Linked DNA regions of Mus musculus: region 2 is linked to region 1. Evidence: chromatin loops called from intact Hi-C (ENCODE). Cell type or tissue: left cerebral cortex. All regions are shown on one strand. Each heading gives the region's core, and the rest is flanking DNA. Links, peaks and the distances in the headings are about the cores only. Region 1 overlaps Rgs7 (regulator of G protein signaling 7). Region 2 overlaps Rgs7 (regulator of G protein signaling 7).

Region 1 (11,748 bases), core at 1,231-9,230:
CTAATAACCTTTGAAAGCACATAATTAGTGGCAAAGGTATGTGTGTATGTATGTTTGTGTGTATTGGAGTTTCTGTTGCTAAAATATAATTTGTGTTAGAAACACCAGTTTTTTTTTTGTTTTTGTTTTTGTTTTTTTTTTTTTTTTTTTTTTTGTAAGTAGGTACATGAAATTTTGGGGAGGGGAAGATGTAGGACCAAGGAGAAATTTGCAAATTTCTGGATTAGTGGGAAGGATATTTTTTCTTATTTAGACGGCTTTAAATTTTCATTTGCTTTTCTGAAGAAAATGGCACTCATTTGAAGATGCCTGCTGTCGGGATTAAGAGAACACAGATTGTCATTCCTTTCTTTTTTCCTTAAAAAAAAAAGATAACAATTTGGACATGGAAGGGCTGGTGTAAATGAACTGGAGAAAACAAATTCAGGCCGCAATACTAACTGCTCCCCATGAAATCGGAGTCACACCGGCTCCATCCACACAGAGGGCTGCTGCTCCTGCTCAGCCTTCCCTGTCGAGGCTATGTTTCTTAGCCTAAGTGCATGTACGTGTTTCCAAATCTTTGATATGATTTCAGAAATAGTTGCAATGTTGTACAATGGAATCCCACGGACTCTTTCATCTCAGATCTTGAGTTCTGTTTAAGAACCTATGTACTCTTTTTGTGTGTGTTTAAGAGACTATCTATGGACACCTTTTCTGCTAGCAAACAGATCTTATTGTGGCTGTATATAGTAGGACTGGTCCAGGGGGTTGGCTTCCAAAGAGTATATTATAGCTAGGAGACCACCCTTCCCAATTGCTTAGACCCCAGGCTCTGCAGAATAACACTGATACTTAAGGCCAGTGTTTTCCTCTACCACCCTTCCTAGGAGTTAGCTGTTAACCGTCAGGGTCTTCTACCAACATAGCCCCAACCACTATTCATATTCTTGCCCTTTCAGAAGAAACAGGCTAGAAATCTGGGCATATCATCTTGAAAAGTTGCCAATTTGCAGGCTAGAGAGACAGGACTAATAACAGGGAAGTGGTTTTATTCTCACTCTACCCATGGCTCACATAAATAGCATCAGATATTACATAATAATAGGACACCGTATCTTGATATCTATTCAGGGATAGAACAAGCACACAAGATAAAAGAGCTGGGGAGAGAGAAAGAGAAAAAAAAAGAACAATTTCACTCATAAAGGCTCCTGATAGCCATGCTGTCAAAATATTTTTTCAATCCAAAAGAACAGATGTGAATAATAGAAGGGCTGTTCCTTTTCCACAGCACAAAAGAAAGATTAAAGTTTGGATTAACAGATCTTTAGGTTTTCTCCAACAGCTGAAGATATTAAGAATGAGACCGTGAGTCATGGGGAGAAAAGCCCCCTGGGACTTTTTGGCCATTAAGGATGGAGCACCTCATTATTTCTGTCCTCTTCAACCTGAATTGGCTCCCATGGATGCTGCAAAAACCGACAAAGCAAGGTTATAATGGGAATGCTGCTGAGTAAGTTGCATGGAGACACCAAAGTTGTGCCAGTAAATTTCAAATGAGCACTCGAAGCTGTGTGTCTAAATGGTACCTAACACATAGGAGTAAAAGAAACCTGAGATCTATGGAGTATTGTGTTTGCCAATTCAAGTCCAGGAGCAGTCATGGAGGTTTTCAGGAAATATTTATACCTGTCAGTTGCACATGTCACATTGCATCTTGTAACTCTTTCTCAGCAGCTCAGCATGGCTGGTGAAGTTTTCAGCCTCTCAGAGATGTGGCAGCTGGTAGGTACTGTCCTCAGCTGGGTAGGAAGCTGACTTCCAAGATACAGGGACCATGCAAGGGATTCAAACCTCAACTATTCAGAGGTGAGCCACCTTGTGAGGTCAAACTTCAGTCCATTGCACTGATAGAAAATAAAAGCTAGATGTGCACAGAGGCAGGCCTGGTGAGAGACTGAAACTTCTCAGTGGAGGTTACATGGATGTGGGAGCAATGATCAAGTGTTTTAATTCGGATGATGATTTGTTCTTAGCTCTCCAACAGCCAACTCGAGAGTCTTGCTTTCTCTTGTTGGTAAATTAAGGACAACTGTCACCTGGCATGGTCAGAGCAAAGAATGGGTGATATAACAGTCATAAAAAGCGCTTATTGCTAGAAACTGCTGACAGAATCCAATGTGCATTATAGATAAGGCTAGGCACCTGGAGGCACAGTTGGTCTTGTGGATTTTGCAGAAAGAAGATTCAGGACACGTGTATGTATCTTACACGTGGTTTAGTTGAATGACATACAGTGAACTAGAGAATGTTCTAACCTGCTGAGTTGTGCCAAAAATCAACAACTTTTAGGACAGTTTGTTGACTCTAAACTGGCCACTGAAATCTGGGTTGGTTCATAAACAAGAGCATGAGACAAATATAGATATGTGTGTTTTGCTACCTTTATTGTTTGTTTGTTTGTTTATATTTGTTTGTATAGGGGTATGTGTATGCTGTGGCATGTGTGGAGGTCAGAGGACAGTTTGGGAGAAATCAGATCTCTTATTTTGCCATGTAGGTCCTGAATATTGAACTCAGGTCATCAAGCTGGGTAGCCCATACTTTTACCCATTGAGCCATCTTATGCCGAGCCACTGTGTGTGCCTTTTAAATTCCCTTCCTATGAATGCAAGGGAGCTTGTGGGAATGAAGGAGAAAGCATGATTAATTCACTTATCTGCTCAGAATGTGTTCTGTAAGTGTGCCAACAGTGGTCAGGGCCTGAATAAGGACCACTGAGGCAGTCTGTCCATTAAGGGACAGTCACCAACCTTTGTCCACCATTTCAATATCAAGTGCGCTTGCGGTCACCTTGTAAGTTGGGGTTCTCTCCATTTTATGAGAGAGGAACTGCTAGCTCTGCTTTGAAGTCATTCACATGAACACCTAGAAGTCATGAACAACTGTCTCAGCACTGGAGTGGGCAGTGGCAAGAGAAGAAGTCCTCCACATCCTTCTGAGGATTTGCAGAGAAATCACCATGTCCAGCTGTGACAAGCTCACAACTCCTAACCCCACCTCCACAGACTCCTCCTCCTCCTCCTCCTCCTCCTGCTGAGGAAGGCAACCCTATCACCAGCGTTTGCATAGATAAGGAGGAGTGCAAATAGTTTCTGTTCATGGAAAATTAGAATTGTCCTTCCCTACTGAATGTTCAAGTTCTTTGCCTGGGGTATAGTTCAGTGGTACAACACTTGCCTAATGCATGCTCTGCCCCAGCTAAGCACAGCTAGTAATGAAAAAAGAAAAAAGAAAAAACGTTAAAAGTTCTCAAAATTAGCCATTCAGGACCAGAACAGCTCTGGTCTTTAATGGCTTCATCCTGTCAGAACCCACATCGCACTGTGTTAGTCAATGTGGTTCAGAGGCAGAGGAAGACATCTTACCACACCATGTCTGAGATTAGCTTGAGTCAAGTGAGGTTTCACACATGTGGTTGTTTATTTGGAGAAGATGTGGAACATCTGGGACCTTCTTGTATGAAGGATTCTGTGATCATATCTTCTTGTAACCACCATTAATTCAAGACTATCATTTCTGGTGACTGTGTCACCTCAGGTAACTTGACGGAAGGGTCTTGAGCGGTCTTGAACCAGAACCATCTAAGAAACCACTTCTGAACTCCTGCTTCTCAGAAAGTAACAACTAAGTCATGTTTGCTCCTTCACACTGCTGCGCTTTGGAGTGATTTTTTTTTTATGCAGCAGTAGATTGATGTCATGCTTACTCTAGCTCCAAAGGTTGACTCCAGCTTTTCTGATTTCCAAAAACCTTTCCTGAAGACACTGTGTCACATTTACATCAGAGAGCTTTTCTTTTTTTCTTTTTTCTTTTTTTTTGGGGGGGGGGTGTTTCGAGACAGGGTTTCTCTGTGTAGCCCTAGCAGTCCTGGAACTCACTCTGTAGACCAGGCTGGCCTCGAACTCAGAAATTCACCTGCCTCTGCCTCCCAAGTGCTGAGGTTAAAGGTGTGTGCCACTACGCCCAGCTCTTGCTTTTTTTTTTTTTTTTGGAGAACTTTTCTATACCACTTGACTCCCCACTTTCTCATCTTTTCTCAAAAGCATTATTACTGACTTGGGGCCAGGGGGTGGTGGGGGTGGGGTGATGGCTCAGTGTGTATCTTGGTGACTTTTCTTGTTGCTGAGATAAAAGGCTCAATAAAAGCAGTTTAAAGATGGAAGTGTTTACTCTGTCTCACAGTCAGTAAGCATAGCTCTCTATGGTGAGCAAGCCTGTGCAGCAGGGACTTGAAGTTGCTGGTTACATGGCCTTGGCATTCAAGAACAGGGAAGTGATGAACGATGCTGCTCAGGTCTGGTGAAGTGGTGCCTCTCACATGTTCACTAGCTCTGCCTCCATCCGGTCACGTAGTCAAGATGATCCCTCACAGGCATTACCAGGAATCAACCTAATCTAAATGACCTCTCATGGGCGGGCGTGCCTCTAGGTTTGCCCCCGAGGTGACTTCATATCCTGTCAAGCTGAAATTCAACACAAGTCACCACAGTGGGAAAAGCGCTTGCAGCACATGTGTGAGGACCCGAGTTTGGATCCCTGTACCCACATAAAAGCTGGGCATGGTGGCAGACGTCTGTAATCCAGTGTAGAAACAGGCAGATCTGAGAGGCTCACTGGATGTTTACTTTATCAAAAATAAAACAAAAAAAAAACCAAAACAACAACAACAAAAAAAAAGCAACTAGCAAGTTCCCCTAGAGACCCTTTCTCAAAATACACAAGGCAGAAGGAAATACAGGAAGGTGTCCGGTGTTGATCTCTAGCATTCACTCAGATATGCCTGGGAGAGCATACTGGCACACACAGGTGTGCATGCATAAATGCATCACACACACACACACACACACACACACTCATACACAGAATGAATGAATGAATGAATGAATGACTAAATACACAAAAGAATTATAGCTAAGGCAACTTTAGCTTCTAGTTACAGCACAATGACTATGTGCCAAGTAAATATCAAACTGTCACTGCTATCTGTATGCTCTCAGGGTCCTGGAAGGCAGTTATTATTATCTATATTTCAAATGGTGAGACTTGGAAGCTTTTAACAAAATTTCTTCAAAGAAGGGAGTTGGTAATGGAGCCAAACCTTTTTAGCTCTAGTTACATGAACCAAACAGTGTCCTATATAAAATAGTCACGGAGGCACTTCTTCTCTGCCAGTTTTAGTCTTTGCAAAGGGAAAGTAGAAAGGAAGATGAGCTATCATGTGGGATGCATGCATTGTGGGAGGGGTGGGAGGAGAAGTGAGACTTTTTATGCAGTGCATGATTTGAGCATTTAGCTCATGAGAAAATGTTACTCTCTCCTGCCTCATCTTACATGTCTATATTAAAGAAATAAAATAAATTCTCTTTGGGGTCTTCCTTTCCCTTCCCTCCTTTATTCCATTTCTTAACCCTCCCTCCCTTTCTCTTCTTCCTTCTCTTTGTTTCCTTCTTCCACTCCAACCTCCTTCTCCTCCATTTTGGAAGAGAGGTTTTAGTTAGTGTCTTACACAGGCATCCTCCTGCCTCAGCCTCCCAAGTTCTGAAGTCATGGGCATGCACGACCTCACCTGGCTGATTGTAGTCCAAAATCCAATACTGTCATATTTTATAGTAAAACTGTGGATATTGGTGTCAAATACAGATAAGTATAACTAAACCCTAAATCAAAATGAAGAAAAAAAATGATACAGAGGAAATTTCAATATGTTCTTTTAGAGTTTCTGTAGGAAAGTAGGAGAAAAATCTGTAACCTTCCAGATGGAAAACCTTTCTCACCTCCCCTCAGGCTTTCCTACCCAGCCCAAGAATTTCCACCTTCATTGTAATGAGTTTCAAAATTAATTCTGTATGCCAAACAGGCTTCCAACTCAGGCCCCATTGCTTCTGTTATTGACAAGGTCTCTGGTCTTGACATCTGATTTGCCATGGCTTCATATCCAGTCAGTTCCAAAGTGAATTCACTTTCCAGTTCTTGACAAAGCCCTTTGCCAATTGTGCATTTCCATCATTTTCCTTAATTACTCAGACTCAAAATTTCCACTAACTTGGTCCTACAGATGATAAGTTTAGTCTGATGATGTTTTTAAAAATATGTGCTGCACAGAATGTCAATGAAGGCAGCATGAAAAGCAGGCGTGACTTAACAAGCACTAGACCCAGAAAGTGTATGGCAATAAACTCTTGTCACTGCTTTGCAGTTAGAATTTGTTTAACTTGAATTCAGGAAGTACTCAGTGCCTGGTGTTTTTAGTTTGATTAGTAATGCGACATATATTTCTGCTTCTTGGCACTGTTAAAGAGTCTTTGCTGACTATCTAGCAGGCATTCAATAAACTAATTAATAACTAGTCACAATTGATTCACACTAGATCAGTGCTAGAAGAAAGTCTTAAAATGACCAGGCTTATTCATTAGTCATTGATCACTTTCTTTCATTGTGTTTCTGAGTGGCATTTCTAATACATGCTTCTCACTTCATAGAGCTTTGATTATTGGGAGAGTTTTCTTATCCTGTAAATTTCACATTGTCCATATGGAATCCACCTTGAAGAAAAAGGATAAATCCAAATCCCTAGCATCAAGATCCTGGCTGGGCTTGGAGGTGTGTGTGTGTGTGTGTGTGTGTGTGTGTGTGTGTGTGTGTGTGTGTGTGTGTGTGTGTGTATACTTGTTTTGTTGCCTCCTCATTCATCCACTTATCACAAATCAAATCCCACCACACAAAGCATTAGGTCCAGAGCTTCGCAGAGAACTTGAAAATAGATTTTCTTCAACATTTTAATTTTAATAAATACTTTTTAAAAAATTTGACTTAACTATGTGCTAACCTATCAATAGTAATTTTCAACACATTAGTGCTGGGAATATAGCTAAGTGATAAGGAGCATGCCTAGCATGGCAAGGCCCTGGGTCTAAGCCCCAGAACTGCAAAAACTAAAATAAAATAAAGTTCCAAGTATCATTAGCTATACAGGAAAAAAGCCAAATTCCACATTATCTTGAATACAACACAGTCTGATCTGCTGCTTCCGCTGTGAGCTGTTTCTGGGAATTGTCTGGAATCGTTGGCAAGTGAAGAGTCCATCTCCTTGATTAGACCTCAATTTGTTTTTTACCAGAATAAACACTAACACATTTAGAAAAGCTAACCTTATTTCATACAGACCTTAAGTATTAGAGGCAGATTATGTTTTCTAATTTGAATTAAAGATGACCTCATAGCTTTAAAAACTCATATATAAGTCCCATTAGATGTATTGTCTATGTCTCTAGTTTTTTGTTTGTTTGTTTGTTTGTTTTTTATTTTTTGCTTTGTTTTTCGAGACAGGGTTTCTCTGTATAGCCCTGACAGTCCTGGAACTCACTTTGTAGACCAGGCTGCCAAACTCAGAAATCCGCTTGCCTCTGCCTCCCGAGAGCTGGGATTAAAGGCGTGTGCCACCACGACCGACTATGTCTCTAGTTTTTAACTTACACACTATATCATCACATCACATGAGGCTGGCTTTAAATGTGGAGATGCTGAGCTGCCACCCTTGCTCATTGCTCACTGTGTTCTTGATTAAATAAATGGGACCAGATCAAAACAAGACCAGGCAGGCACAACTAAAGCAGCAATTTCCCCTGCCAGGGGAAAGCAGCTTTCCACCGATTGATGTTAGGTGTATAGTTTAATGAAGATATCAACAAGCAAATTTGTTAAGATACCTCAATGTGGGGTTATTAAAAATGAAGGCATTTTACATGTTTATAAATGTAGGTCATTCCAGAAAATATAATTGTTTAACTTGTAATTAAAAGTTATTTTTAATATATATTTATTATGATCATAGTATTATTTATTTTATTTATTGTGTCTTCGTACTGTGAATTATTGAATATAGGGCCATTTAATGTAATAGTAATACATATTATCCCTATGCTTTTTAAGACCTAGTGATTTTATTGTGGATCTTTATTTTTGCTTTGCTTCTTTATCATCCTCCTTTTTTAAAAAATATATATATATTTCTGAAACAGAATCTCATGAAGCCAGGAGTCACTGTGTAGCAGAGGATGACCTTGGGCATTTGGTTCTCCTATTTCCACTTCCCTAATCCTGAGGTTGCAGACATGTACCACCAGTCATGGCTTTTCAGTCTTGGGATACAACCTATGGCTTGCTAGGCACACACAGTACAGAGAGAACTACATTAATAGTCTATGTCATGATTTTCATTAGCTTTTCTAAGAGCTATAATTAGGGTGGACAAGGTGCCATACACTTTTAATCCTAGAAGTCTAGAGCAAAGGTAGATGGATGGATCTCTGTGAGTTTTGGGGCCAACCTGGGCTATACAAAAGGTACCAGGCCATCCTAGCTCCATGTATCCATTCTTTCAAAAAGAAAGATGCCTAGGAAGACAGCAAGACTCCAGATGATAAAAGTCAAATGTGCCCCACTCTGGTATTTATTTACTGCTTTTAATATTCTTCTTTTCATTCTTATTGTAAGTATGAAAAAGCCACAGCCATCCCATGACATAAACTTCTGAGAAGGGCTAAAACACTGTGCTCATCCCTAAAATTGAGTGTCATGTCTGTTGCAATCAGCACTAAGGTAGTTAAGGCAGAACTCTGTATCCCAGGCTTGATGCCATATAGATATCCCAGTGGCCACACTGCCCTTTCATCTTGTCACAAGCAGAAGAACTGGAATATTTTGGAGAAAGGCAATATATATGCTAGACATTCCCTGGTTGAAGACATGCCTTTAGAGATGTGGCAAGCATGGTGGCCAGACAAAGCTTACCATTACGTAAGTTTGGGTACATTCAAAAATGTTTAAAAACTTTAAGTGCATTCTCCCACCACCTCTCCACACAACTTCATCAGACTTGCATAGCCTGAACCTTACAGGTAAGCTTCCCTTCCTGTACCCATCTTCTCTGCTTGCTCAGTCCTCTGGGTAAGCCAAGTTACCTGAAAAGTCTGCTGTTCCCTCTGGACCTACTTTCTCCCTACACCTTTCTGCCTATTTTCATTAGACCTTCAGATCCTGAACCATACAAATTAGCTTGCTTGCCCTAACCATCTTCCCTGCATGCTCAGTCCTCTGGGGCACACAAAGCATCCTGCTAACCTAGACAGACCTCCATTTCCCCAAACCTCTTTGCTCTCCTTCAATGAATCTGTGGCTTCAGAACCGTACAGATCTACAGATCCTGAAACATAAAGCCCAAGGATATCGATCAGAGGCCTGCCACACCAGAACCATTGAGGCTAAACCTACTCCAAATACCTTTTATAACAGGAACATCCAGTTACCAAAACCATCCAGATGGCTAAAGGTCCTAGAAAAAACACAATCAATAAAAGTATGGGCAATATGACACCTTCAGAGCACAGCAACCCTACTACAGCAAGCCCTGGATACAGTAGCACAACCAAAGCATAAGAAAATGACCTTAAATCCAAACTTATAAAGATGTTAGAGGCCTTTAAAGAGGAAACAAATAAATCCCTTAAAGAAATACAGGAAAATACAATCAAGCAGATAGAGGTCTTTAAAGAGAAAGAAATAAGCCCCTTAGAATATACAGGAAAATACAGTTGAAGAGGTAAAGAAAATAAATAAAACTGGGAAAGACCTGAAAGGAAAGTATTTCAAGACAAACCCATATTCAAACAATATCTATCCACAAATCCAGCTTTACAGAAAACACTAGAAGGAAAACTCCAACCCAAGGAGGTAATTCCATACCAATGAAACAAGAAAACACACACACACACACACACACACACACACACACACACACACACACACATACACACACACACACATCCCACAAACATCAAAATAAAGCAAATAAAAATCAGTGGTCATTAACATTTCTCAATATCAATGGATTCAGTTCTCCAATAAAAAAGAAAAAAAGATAGGCTAACAGAATTGATGCAAAAACAGATGTCATCATTCTGCTCCATACAAGAAACACACCTCAGCAATGAAGATAGACACTACCTCAGGTATAGGGCTGGAAAAAAGTTTTTCAAGAAAACAGACCCAAGAAGCAAGCTGGAGTAGCCATCCTAATATCTAGTAAAATAAATTTCAACCAAAATTAATCAAAAGATATAGGGAAGAACCCTTTGTATTCATCAAAGGAAAAAAAATCTACCAAGAAGATACCTCAATTCTGAACATCTATGGCCCAAATGTGAAGGTTCCCACATCTGTAAAAGAAACGTTGCTAAATCATAAGTCACACATTGAACCACACACATTAGGAGTGGGAGACTTCAACACCCCACTCTCTCCAATTGACAGGTCATCTGGACAAAAACTAAACAGAAAAGTAATGAAACTAACACACATTACAAATCAAATGGACCTAACAGACATCTATAAAACATTCTACCCAAACACAAAAATCTACCTTCTTCTCAGCACCTGGTGGATCCTTCTCCAAAATTGACCATATAGGTGGTCACAAAACAAGCCGCAATAGATACAGGAAAATTGATATAATGCCTTGTATCATATCAGACCACTATGGCTTAACACTAGGCTTCAACAAAAATAGAAACAACAGAAAGCCTACACATTCATGGAAACTGAACAACTCCCTACTTAATGATCTCTAGGTCAGGGAAGAAATAAAGGGGAAAAAAGGACTTTCTAGAGTTCAATGAAAATGAAGGTACAACATACCAAGTTTATGGAACACAATTAAAGCAGTGCTAAGAAGAAAGTCATAGCACTAAGTACCTCTAAGAATTTAGAAAGTTCTCATACCAGCAATTTAAAAGTATACTTGAAAGATCTAGAAAAAGAAGCCAGCACACAAAAAAGGAGAAGATGTCAGAAAATAATCAAATTCAGGGCTGAAATAAATCAGGTAGAAGCAAAGAAATCAATACAAAGAATCAATAAAACCAAGAGAGGTTCTTTGAAAAATTCAACAAGATAGACAAATCCTCAGTCAAACTAACCAAAAGACAGAGAGACAGTATACAAATAAAGAAAATAAAAAATGAAAAGGAAGACATAACAACTGACACTGAGGAAATTCAAGGAATCAGTTAGTCTTACTTGAAAAGCCTTTACTCCACAAAATTGGAAAATCTTAATGAAATGAGCCCTGATCTTCATTTAATGTTGGTAAGTAGTATCTGTGTACAGTATTACACAGATACTACTTACCAACATTAAATGAAGATCAGGCAAACTATGTAAACATCCCTAAAGAAATAGAAGCAGTCATTAAAAGTCTCCCAATACCCCCCCCCCCCCAAAATGCTCAGGGTCAGATGGTTTTAGTGTAGTATTCTATCAGACTTTCAAAGAATAGCTAATACCAACACTCCTCAAACTATTTCACAAAATAGAAACAGAATGAACACTGCCAAACTCATTCTATAAAGCCAGTCACCATGATTCCTAAACTATACAGACTCAACAAGGAAATAGTACTTCAGACTGATTTCTTTTATTAACATTGATCCAAAAATACTCAATAAAATATTTGCATATCAAATCCAAGAACACATAAAAAAATCACTCATCGTGATCAAGACTGCTTTACCCCAAGGATGGTTCAATATACAAAAATATATCAACATAATCCTTCATATAAGCAAACTGAAAGAAAAAAATTTACATGATCATCTCATTAGATTCTGAGAATGCTTCATTTGGTGCAGAAAAAAAAACAAAACA
Region 2 (11,748 bases), core at 1,360-9,359, 190 kb after region 1:
TAGACAGAGCTCTCGGGAGGCAGGTCATCAACCTCGCCTATATTATCAAAGGAGTAGATAGGGTGGACGTTTGGTACATTGAAAATATGGTTACACTCATTTTCCTTAGGGGAAATGGCCCACAGCAGGCAGCTGTAGGACAAGACAAGAAATGAATGGACTATAGAAAGATGAGGGGACTTGAACAGAGCGGTGCTGCTGGGTCCTATTCATTGTCATGACTGGGTTTCTTTGTTGTTCTTGCTTCTTTTTGCTTTTTAATGACATGATCTTGTATTATACAGGCTAACTGTGAACTTGCCATCCTTCTGCCTCAGCTCTCAAATGTTGAGGTTATCAGTGTATACCACCAACCCCAGTTTTATCCGTTGATGCTAACGTTGACTAATATAAGACACAATAAATATGTTCTTTCTAGAAAATCTGTAAGGTTAAAGGTCAGAAAGTCATATGAAACCAAATCTTTGTGTTATATGTATAATTTTCCAGACTTCTATGGCAGGAAATAATAAATAGGCATGAAAACTATCATAATAAATTGGGCCTAACTATGCTTATAGTACAGCCATACAAATTATCAATGTAGTATTTCAGTCTTCTTAGATTTTATCTTTTAGAGCCCCTTTAAAAAAATAATAATACTGACTTTTCCATGAACTGATACTGGCTTCCTAGCCTCTCCTTCCATACTGGGCCACAATGGAAATTTTGACAGCATGGTGGACTGATGCAGGGCTTTGGGCTTGCTGTTTGTTCTCCAATTTTTGGAAAAGAGATAGTAAAACAATAAATAATACTTCATGTGTGACATAAGGAAAATTTGCCTTCTTCTTTTCTATAGCTCTACATTTGTTGCCAACATGATCATCCTACAGACATGATGCATCCTGCAGATGATGCATCACTAAGTCCTTGGATATGGCAAAACATTGACATAGAGTTCTCGAGGCTGAGCAATTCATGAGCAGGACTGCCGCAACGAAGCTGAAAAGAGTAGATGTGCAGAACTTGGCTACAAAGGATGATATTTCAAAATATATGCTTAAGAAAAAGAATGACATTTAACCCTTGAAATGCAATCTTGGTATTGTTGAATATAGTCCTCACTTGGATAAAGACTTTCACCACACTGAAAATGTTCCTGTTGGCTGTATCCAGGAAGAAGAGTCCTTTGAATTTCAACCAAGATTGAAATACTCACCCTAAGTACTATTTGTTCTCATGCTCTACCTGGGAATTACATAGTCCTTGAGATTTGATACATAGAGTTAGAGCTTTGTCTCATTTTTATTACTTCTTTGCAATTCTCATACAGTGTGTTTTATTCATATTTCAATTTACAGAACTGGGTTTGGTTCCACACATTTTCTTACATTATATAAGACCTGGGTCATTTAGTCCACATGGCAGCTGTTATAATAAATAGTTAATGATTATGAACATCTCACTAAAAGAGCTAGTATTTCCCCCAAATCTACTGTGTAGCCTAGGGTAATCTTCAATGATAACAGGTAAGGGGAGAGGCATGAGTCCCTAGAGAAGGGATATTTCAGATCATAGACTACAAATTAGTTCCACAGAAAAAAGGGGGGCATACTCAAATCATTTTATTAACCCAGAACACATTGTGCCTGAGAAAAGGTGTGTCTGAGAAAGTGGAAAAACCCACACTACATGGACAGATGGAAATGGAACAGTGAATAACAAAGAGGAAAGAGAAGAGCTGCAAGGCAATCCAAGTTGCATTAAACTGTATTCAGTGTGGAGAAGCCAAAAAGATGAAGAAGCAATTGTGTAAGAAATCAAAGAAAGGCTTTGGGGACAAGAGCCATTCTGCTGTGAATGAAGATACCAGAGGTCAGACTCCAGGGCAGAGTCGGTGAAAGCTCTGTTCTCTCCTACAAGGCTTTAAACTGCTCAGGAAAAACCTATGATACAATGTATAAATAATTTTCATTCTGGTCCAGTATATCCACATGTCTTCCTGCACAAGTATATTTAACTGAAATAAGAATTTTACAAGTAAGATATCCTGTACCATCAGAGGCTAAGCATAACACTTGCCACACCATTTTGTTCATTAAATAGAAGCACTAGCTACTAACTTCTCAGTCACTTTCACAGTCTATGAATGAGGTACAATGCAGCTGGAACCCTCTAAAAATTAATCTATTGGGTACGTTCCATGGGGAAAATAAACATATAAATGCAAATAAGTTGTATTTATTCTTAACATTCACCCAACCAGGTAGGCAGTCATGGTGGCATACTTGTAAACCCAGCACTGGAGAGACATGAAGATTTCCACTTCAAGGCCAGTCTAACATGCATAAAAATGACCTTGTCTCAAGGGCCAAGGGATCAATAGTAGAGCCCTGGTGTAGCATGGAGGAGATCTTCAGGTAACTCCCCAAAATGGGGTTGGGGAGACAAAAAAAATTAAAAATCATCAGCAACCGTCTGCCCTGCTCTGGCAACCACCCTCTGTCATTTCATTTAAGGAAAACTTTCCTGTCATCTACACAGAATTGTAGGTTAACCTGTCTAAAACTGAGCATATCTGAAACCCTAACACTCAATGGCTAGGACTAGAGGAAGCCAGCCTAGGCCAGGTAGCAAGACCCTGCCCTAGAGAGGAAGAAAGTTTATTAACCAAGCAGATTTCAAAACGTTGAGTCTCAGCATTCCAGAAGAGGTTTTAAAATTAAAAATGACTTCAAAGAGTTTATTTAAATAGATGGGTTACATGAAGTGATATTTATCATTTTTGAAACTAGAACTGACTAATGTATAGTATAAAGGTTTATCAAAAGTAACTCATGAAGAGGACATTTTTACAAATCTTTTCGGTGCTTGATAGATGCTGGATTTTCATATCTACTCTGCATTCTGTTGGCCATGATGCATTGCTTTATAGTCTCAGATCTAAAAACATTTTAGAAGAAGACATATCCCTGGTCTTCCTGGGCTATCAGGGATACTCCTCTTTGCCACTCTTTGCCAACACATCAAAACAGCACAAGATGCAATTTCATGATGGTGAATTACGCTGTAGAATCTGAAGCTTTCACCAGTGAATTTTCATACCCTTAAAACGTATCATGCTACTTTCATGCTGAATGGATCCTTTTGTCCAGGAATAGCACATACTTAGTGGTCACGTGGAACATGTGCTCACAGCCATTACATGCACTTGAGTCATTTGGAGCATGCATTCCCTGGCCATTTGGAAGACCTTGGTGTGCCGAGTTATTCAGATACTGCAAATGTGGAAATATTTCATTATACAGTATCAAAAGCCACGTCTGTCAATAACACCACTGATGTCATGAGGAACATCTTTCACTCCTGGGACATTGCCAGGCTCAGCACAACAGTGACAAGGTTTCAAAAAGAAAATTCAGGCTCAATTCATTCATGGAAAATTTCTCACTTCTAAATACATCTGAAACCATGAGCTTGTCATTCCTGTATCTCTTTGGGTAATACCAATCCATGAAAAATGAGAATGCAGTGTTGCAAATAGAAAGTGTCCCTCACAGGCTCACATATTGAATCCTTGGTTCCCATCAGAGCTACCATTAGGGGACAGAGGATGGTGGTGGTTGGGAGGTGAGGTTTTAACTGATAGGTCACTAGATGTGTGCCTTGAAGATAACAAACAGGTACACTGTCCCTTGCCTATCACTGATCTCTATCATGAAGTGGAAAGGCTACTTCTTTAGGGAAAACCTCTTGTAATGGATGTTTCCATGTACAAAATGCAAAAAGGCGTGGCTTGGCTTTTCAGTACAGTTTTCCAGGCTGGATAGATTCTTACAAAACATTATGCTCTTTAAGTTCCTTGTTGAACCAACTTGCAACTTTGATGTTTGGAAAAGAAAGACTAGATGGTGGCTTACCCATGCTGTAAAAGTTCATTCTTTGGCCAACAGTAATTATGCTTTTCTCTTGTAGCACTGCTTTCTTAGGATCAGCAATTCCTTAAGTAAATCGTTTGCTGTGTAGACGGAATTACCACCTTTGGGAGACTGTGGGATCATGCCCAGGAAATTCAACCACTTGCTGCTTCTTTCCATAGTTGATCAGTTATGAAAGAGTCAAAAGTAGAATTTTAAATAAATATATGTTTGTTAGTCTTTATGTCACCTATTCAGCCTCATGCCTGCCCTTATCCATCCAAATGCCTGGATGCACATAGGAGATTGTTACTAAGTGGTTGTCAAGTGAACAACGAGAAGAAAAGCCCCTGGGTTGATTCAGTCACAGACCTCCAGCATTCAGCATCTCTCTTATGTGTCAATGAATACGGGAGGGTAACAAAACGGCGTCTCAGAAAAGGCTATGTGATAACCTGTATGATGGCCTGTCTTGCCCCAGTACTTCTCCTTAGCTTCAGCCACACACTCTAGCCTCACCCAAGCCCTTCACTCAGGAACCCTGGGTGTGATTGGCAGGTGAACAGCTTCCTTCCTCTTACAACTCTTTCTGGATGCAACCAACCTGGATAAAATGGCTGTCACAGTCATGCTTCTCGGAAGCAACTTTTTCTCTCTACTTACAAAGCCTTAACCTGTGTGTGATGGCTCACTCCTGGAATCTCGGTACTTAGGAGACTGAGGCAAGAAGCAAGGAATGGGCGTCCTCCCAAGATGACACACAGGAGATCATCCCTGAACGAAACCTAACATGAGGCAGCAGAAGAAGAGTAGAATGGGAGCAGGTCCAGTTCTGTTCCCAGGAGTTACTGATGACATGAATCCACACTGTAACTCAGGGCAAAATGAAAGTGATTGTCCATTGACTAATGGAACTTTTCTATACACAGAGTGAGACCTCAGGAGTTGGTTATAGAGATAAGTAGGTGACAGGACATGGAGTACATGCCTGTAATCCCAGCCCTGGTTAAGCTGACACAGGAAAAGATCAAGAAAAGCCTGATCTATACTGTGAGCCAGGAGCCAGCCTGGACTACATAGTGAAACCCTGTCTCAAAACAGCAAAAATGAGGAAAGAGTCCTTTAAAGACTATAGCATGTGCCTCTTCCCAGGACAATAAGCAGAGGATGTCTCTGGCAGTCCTAAACTCCTTGCTATGGTAACACCTCTTTACCCTAGGAACTACAACCACAGGCCAGCTGAGAGCACATGTCCCAGTCTGAGAGGTTTGCTTTGACTCCCCAGATAGAAAACCTTAAGCCACTTGAGAATTCTACTAATTCTTTTCTTCTCTCAGCTCTTCTCAGACTCTCTGTGGCCACTGATCCCCATAAGAAAGTCTTCATGCTTTCCACACTAAATGGGGCTTTCCTGGATGCATTCAGTGCTGGAGAGGATAATGAAAGAGTTCCACCACACTGAAGAGTGTCCCAGTTCCTCTAGAGCGGTGACTCTTAACATTCCCCAAACTGCAGCCCTTTAATACAGTTCTTCATGTTGTCGTGACGCCAAATATAGATTGCTGCTGCCTTATAACTGTAATGTACAAACTATGTCATCCCATAAAACACGTTCAAATTTCAAAGGTTTTAACCTTTAAAACGTAGCATGAAGCGTCCTTGTGTGCATGCATTTGCAGGTGATAAACATCAGAGGTCTAACAGAGTTTGCCCCCTGATGTTAATACAGCAGGTCTGCTACTCTAACCACTGTCCTTGGGAAAGATATTCATCATTTTAGTCCCTTAACCTCAGCATCTGCAAGAGAAATGACAATTAATAGTATCCGCCTACTAGAGTTGTTATAAGGATTAAATGAGTTTACACCCTCCTACTTCCAGCCCCCTATATACCCACTAGAGAGCTTGGGAAAGGGCCAGGTAGAGAGAGTCACCACATCAGTGCTAGCTATAATTATTCTTTCCAAACTGTGCATTCTTTATTTAGCACCCCAAAGTCAATTTTTTTAAGGTCTGGGTGACAGCATTTCCTAACTATAGAAACAAGCCTTTGCTGAGTGCCAGCATATGACCAAATTCAATATATATATTATTGTTCTGCTCACTTCCCTGCATCCTTATCTTCTCCCTGCCTTCTTCCCTTCCTCCTGGCTACTTTCTTCCTTCTTTGTACCCCTCTTCTTCCCTTGCTTTCCTCTTCTTCACTCTGGTCTCTGAGGAGTATCTGCAGAACACTGACAGGTAAGACGGTATAGTATTCAAGTGGGGAATGTGGTACACATAATGGAGAAGTTTATCATTTTACAGTGTAGGAAGATATGCACACAAAAATTCAGATTTTAATTCAGAGCCAAAGTAAAGATACAGAGGAATCCCAGGAGAAGGAGCATCGAATTCTACCTGCAACTGTCAGGTGGACTTTTTCTGAGAAGGTAACATTATACTCGAGTCATTGAGAATCAATACAAGTTACAGATCAAGAATACTTTAAGTCATATTTTAGGGGGTAGATATATTGTTTTAAAAATTTAAATTTACACATCTCATAAAAATGCAATCCTTTTCCAGCCACAAAATATCTGTCAATCTTCAGAAAATGGTTCATCTAAAAATAAATTACTACGCCAGTCGACAATCTCAAAATGAAAATTGAAATAGTAGTTAAATGTTAAAGAATATATATCACAAATGCATACTAGAATAAATGCGAGGGGGAAATATAAAAAGATGTGTTATTTAAAAGTCTAGAGGTCATTTATAATATTAGAAAATATTGCCTATGGAATATGTGTGTAAATATACAAATGCTTTTTATTGCTCTGAAATACTTCCATCCCATTTGTGAGACATTGCTTTAGAAACAGTGGCTATGCAGATTAACAAAAAATAAAAGCTGCTTTTCAAAGAAATACACAGGGAACTTCACTTAAGAGCCAGAAATTCTCCAAATCCCCTTTCCCATACCTGTAGGCTTAAGCTGGCAAGTTAAATGTCAATTAGGTAACTCGATAATTATATTTATATTCCTTCACACATGTATTACCAGAAGAATAGTTAGTATTTAATGGTAGTCAGCACCATGGGGAGTGTGATTAACTGTACAGAATTTTTTAAAAGTTGGGCCACACCCTTTTTTCAGAAGGTTTCTCATAAATTCTACAAAAGAGCAATGAGTTGGGTGAGTTTCTTCTTCTCAGGCTCTATGGTAAATGATGACTGCCCCGTGAGATTAACTTGAATGGTCTGGCATGATCAAGTGTACCACTTTGGGGCTTTAAGCATTAGAAATAAAACAAACACTCAATGTGTTAGTCAAGGGCTTTTAACTTTGTTTTTAAGTGCTTTCAGCATGAGGTAGAGTGACTTTAAATCTAATTAGAACACTCTTTTAAAGAGTGTGTGCATGTGTGTGTGTGCATGCTCATACACATGTACAGACACACACACACGCGCGCGCACACACACACATACACACACACACACACACACACACACACACACACACACACACAAAGCTGTATTCAAGTATGCACATGCCTGTAGAAGTGAGTGTACCATGGCAGACCTCTAAAATCAGAGAACAACTTCCAGGAGTCAGTTCTCTCCTTCCCCTTCCCCACTGTGGGTTCCAGTGGGGAACAAATAACCACCCTTGGCATCAAGAGCCTGAACCATTTTGCAGGTCCCACATTTTTTAACTTGTCACCCTTTACCATGACTATGTGGTATTCATTGTCACAGTGTGGGGCCCAGACATATTTTAATGTACCTATGTACAAACTCAATGTGGGACTCTATGGTAACTGAAAATTCCAGCTCTTCTAATTCTTAATACTTGTTATTTATAAGAAAAAGTCACAAATTTAAGAAAAATTTAATTGACTTACAGTTGTAGCAAAGTGGCGCAGCTAAATTGTAATCACCTTGCCTATACAAGGGCTACGTTTTACAAAAGTGATCAAACAAGTAGTGCATATATGGATTTGGCCCCATGTCTCAGTTACTAGCTCTGGGGGGGGGGAGTCTGTGCCCTGGGAGATGAGTGCTCCCCCAGGTTCCAGGTACCCCAGGGAAGGACATTTCACTGTGAGGGTAGATTTTTCTGCTGGGATCTTAATTCTAGGGTCCCTGGTTTCCTACCTCTTACTTTTTTCCATCCTTTAAAGAGCAAAAGAGCTTTTCACAGTATCTTTGCAGAAGAAATCCCTTTGGGTCACTTCAAGAACTGGGTTAAGGGCATGTTATAAGCCAATCACTGGCAAAAAAGACCAGAATAGAATGCAATCTCCCCCCTCTACCCACACCATAGAGAAGTGCCTTCTTAAACCAGAGTGTACCCCAGAGAAATTTACAGTTTATTAAAACGGATTTCTGGGTCCCATGTCAGATGGTACAAGGTAGAGCCTATGAGACTGTGTTCTCACCAAACTCATAGATAAACAAAAATCCTTCTGAGCAAGTCTTAAGATGTGAGAAAGCTCAGACACATACATGAAAATGGGCATCTGCAACCCAGAGAGAGAGTGAAGGCTCAGCGGCTTAAGAGCACTTGCTGCTCTTTCAGAAGACCCATGTCCAACTCCCAGCACACATACAAGGTGGGTCACAACTGGCTCTAACTCCATTCCCAGGGATCTGGTGCCCTCTTCTGGCCTTTGGAAGCACCAGGAATACAAGTGAGGTAAAGCTATACATCCAGGCAAAACACCCATGCTCATAAAGAAGTTTATTTTAAATGGGCATATACTACAAAGGGTCAGAAGAGGTGAGGTTTAGATAACCAATCAAACCTCACCCTGTATCTCTTATTACTATTCTTAATTATGTTACATGTATGCTTACGTTGAATTGAGTATTGTTTTGTCTAAAGCTGACTCTGCACATATTTTAAGCTTGGCCTAAAGGTTTCTATAACCTTGCTTGATGTGTAAGCTGCTTACAACATGCTCATGGGACAGGTAGCAGGAGCTCAGCCAGTCACACATTATCAACTGCTGAAGCCATGTGGAATAACATAGGCACAAGCTACCATTGAATGTGGTCTAACTGCCTCCCTTCCATTCTTTGATCTAGCTATAAATGAAACCTGACCATGAGGTAGGGAGGAGCTGTCTGAACCATTTTGGATTAGTAGGTTGGCCAGTTCTAGAATCTCAAAGCCAATTGAGATCTTCAGATGTAGGTCCATTGGCATTGTATTTTATAACTCTTTTATAGCAAGGTAAAGGTGCAGTCCAGCTTCTTCTGGGTATTTTGGAAGTGTAACTTTTTTATATTACATCATCACACTGGGAGACATTTCTGTCGCTATTACTAAGGCACTTGAATTTAATAGTCTGGAAGTTTCCATCACTATTCAGCAATGGCACCCTTCACACATCAGTGAGCCAATTCAGGGGAGGCTGTAACACCTTCATGTGGAGTGTATATTATTTGACAAACTTTCAAAAGGAGAGAAAAAAACGGAGGTGGAGCTCAAAATTTCCCTAGCCCAACATGAACCCACTGCCAAGCTCTTTTACAAAACGCCCCAGACTAAAACTTCAACAGATGTTCCCTTATTTTCTCAGGGATTAATTTGAGAGTTAATTATCCATTTTAACTGATTAACATCAGTGGGAAAAAGACACTCGGTTCTGAACCAATTCCTTTCATTATATTATGGACCCTCGTTCATTTCTACGTCTAAGTACCAAAATCACTTTGATAATATGAAAAATAAAAGATCCAAGAATGAATTTTGTTGTCTGCTGGCAACATTTGAGCAAGGAATTTCCCTTCCAAGTCCTGCAGGCAGTTTGTACTTGCTCATGTGTGCTGGCAAGAAGACAGGCTAGGTGAAATGCATGGTCAGAAAGAAAGGTGACTCAATGCCACTTTGTCTTCCCCTGTTATACATCTCACTGTTAGCAACAAACACACCAAGCTACAACACAGAAGGTCTGAATTCTGCCAGCCAGCCACTTCCTGAACATTTCCCTCCCCTGACCTTGGGGATGTCTGGATGCGGTGTATGTGTGTTCATTTCTAACATTCCTTCCAAATGTAGCCTAAGGTTGACAAGTTCTCTCTCTGACCCACTGATCTTTGAGGATACTCTTAATAGCATTTAAATTAAAACAGAATAGCAAGGGGAGGGGAGACTTAATTGCAAAATGGGAGGGAACAGAAGGTGCCATAATCCTTTCCCTCAGTCAGAAGGGATTGTGAAATGATTCTGATGACAGCAATTTTGAAAGTGGATACAGCTTAATCGCGGAGGCTGATTGAGAGCCAGCTTTGAAGAATATTGTCTTTGTGTCACTGCACGGTTTATGGATAATATATCATAAACATTTTTCTCTTTTCGATTTAATTCCCCATCCCTTTTTTAGGAGTTATGTATGGTTAACACTGATTTTCACATGTAGCTCACAAAGGAAGATCCCAGATGTTTAGTTAGAAACAGAGGGAAATTTGAATCTCTGCTCCGTCACTTAGTAGGTATCAAGAAGAGGATTTATTTCACTCTCTATACACCAATAATTCTCAAACTATTGTCTGCTTCACAATTACCTGCAGGGATAGTGAATGGGGATTTGTTCATTTATTTTTAAATTTTTTAACAATTTTGTCAGGATTCGTTGATTATTGTTTCTGGTCCTGGAACCACACATCAAAAACTAGCAGCCTAAAAGAAGCTAAAAGAAGACTTCTTAAACTTTTCCACATGTAACTCCCATATCACCAGAGACATTTTTAGACAACCCCAGGCATATATCAGATATTTACTTTTAATAGCTCACAAAACATTCACTTAAAAACTCCTAATTCTATATAAAAACTTACCACTTATTAAAGATGAAAACAGTCTTCTATAAGAAGAAGATGGATGGACTTCCTTAGTTTTAAGTGAAGATGTACATTTTATCTGAATATTTGATACTACAGAACATAGCTCCCCTTCATTGGCTTTTGGGATTGACTGGCATTTTCAGGACTATGTACAAAATGACAGAAGTATATGTAGAGACATTTCAGAAATTGGGTCTTCAATTCTATTCCATTGATCAACCTGTCTGTCTCTGTACCAATACCATGCAGTTTTTATCACTATTGCTCTGTAGTAGCGCTTAAGGTCAGGGATGGTGATTCACCCAGCCATTCTTTTATTGTTAAGAATTATTTTCGCTATTCTGGGTTTTTTGCCTTTCCAGATGAATTTGAGAATTGCTCTTTCCATGTCTTTGAAGAATTGTGTTGGGATTTTGATGGGGATTGCATTGAATCTGTAGATTGCCTTTAGTAGGATGGCCAGTTTTACTATGTTAATTCTGTCAATCCATGATCATTGGAGACATCTCCATTTTCTGAGATCTTCTTTGATTTCTTTCTTGAGAAACTTGAAGTTATTGTCATAAAGATCTTTCACTTGTTTGGTTAGAGTTACACCAAGATGTTTTATATTATTTGTGGCTATTGTGAAGGGAGTTGTTTTCCTAATTTCTTTCTCAGCCTGTTTATCATTTGTATAAAGGAAGGCTACTGACTTATTTGAGTTAATTTTATATCCAGACACTTTGCTGAAGTTGTTTATCAGCTAGAGAAGTTCTCTGGTAGAATTTTTGGGGTCACTTATGTATACTATCGTATCATCTGCAAATAGTGATACCTTTATTTCTTCTTTGCCAATTTGTATCCACTTGAAGTCTTTTTGTTGTCTAGCTAGCACTTTGAGCATGATATTGAATAGATATGGGGAGAGTGGGCATCCTAATCTTGTCACTAATTTTATTGGGATTGCTTCAAAAATCTCTCTATTTAATTTGATATTGGCTGTTGTTTTGCAGTAAATTGCTTTTATGGTCAGG

What was found. Hi-C counts contacts between places; a loop is a spot of excess contacts. Peaks named below come from ENCODE experiments on the same cell type or tissue, not always from the same donor. Only the 100,000 strongest peaks of a DNase experiment are listed, where the experiment ranks them.
Region 2: a loop joins it to region 1, with 9 times the contacts of the local background. A loop is called at or near these places in 2 of 42 quality-filtered maps.

What each region holds. Positions count from the first base shown.
Region 1 is chr1:175,103,429-175,115,176 of GRCm38, forward strand. The region is part of intron 9 of Rgs7 (regulator of G protein signaling 7); the gene reads right to left. Among named protein-coding and RNA genes, the nearest start is that of Grem2, 190 kb to the left of the region's middle. In left cerebral cortex, for the core only: no CTCF peak of the experiment used is centred there; DNase peaks (open chromatin) are centred at 4,445, 5,245 and 6,029; H3K27ac peaks cover 2,453 bases.
Region 2 is chr1:175,291,275-175,303,022 of GRCm38, forward strand. All of the region lies in intron 2 of Rgs7 (regulator of G protein signaling 7), which reads right to left. Among named protein-coding and RNA genes, the nearest start is that of Rgs7, 200 kb to the right of the region's middle. In left cerebral cortex, for the core only: a CTCF peak has its summit at 8,550 (motif pointing left); DNase peaks (open chromatin) are centred at 1,706, 4,660, 5,451, 5,839 and 1 more place; H3K27ac peaks cover 2,610 bases.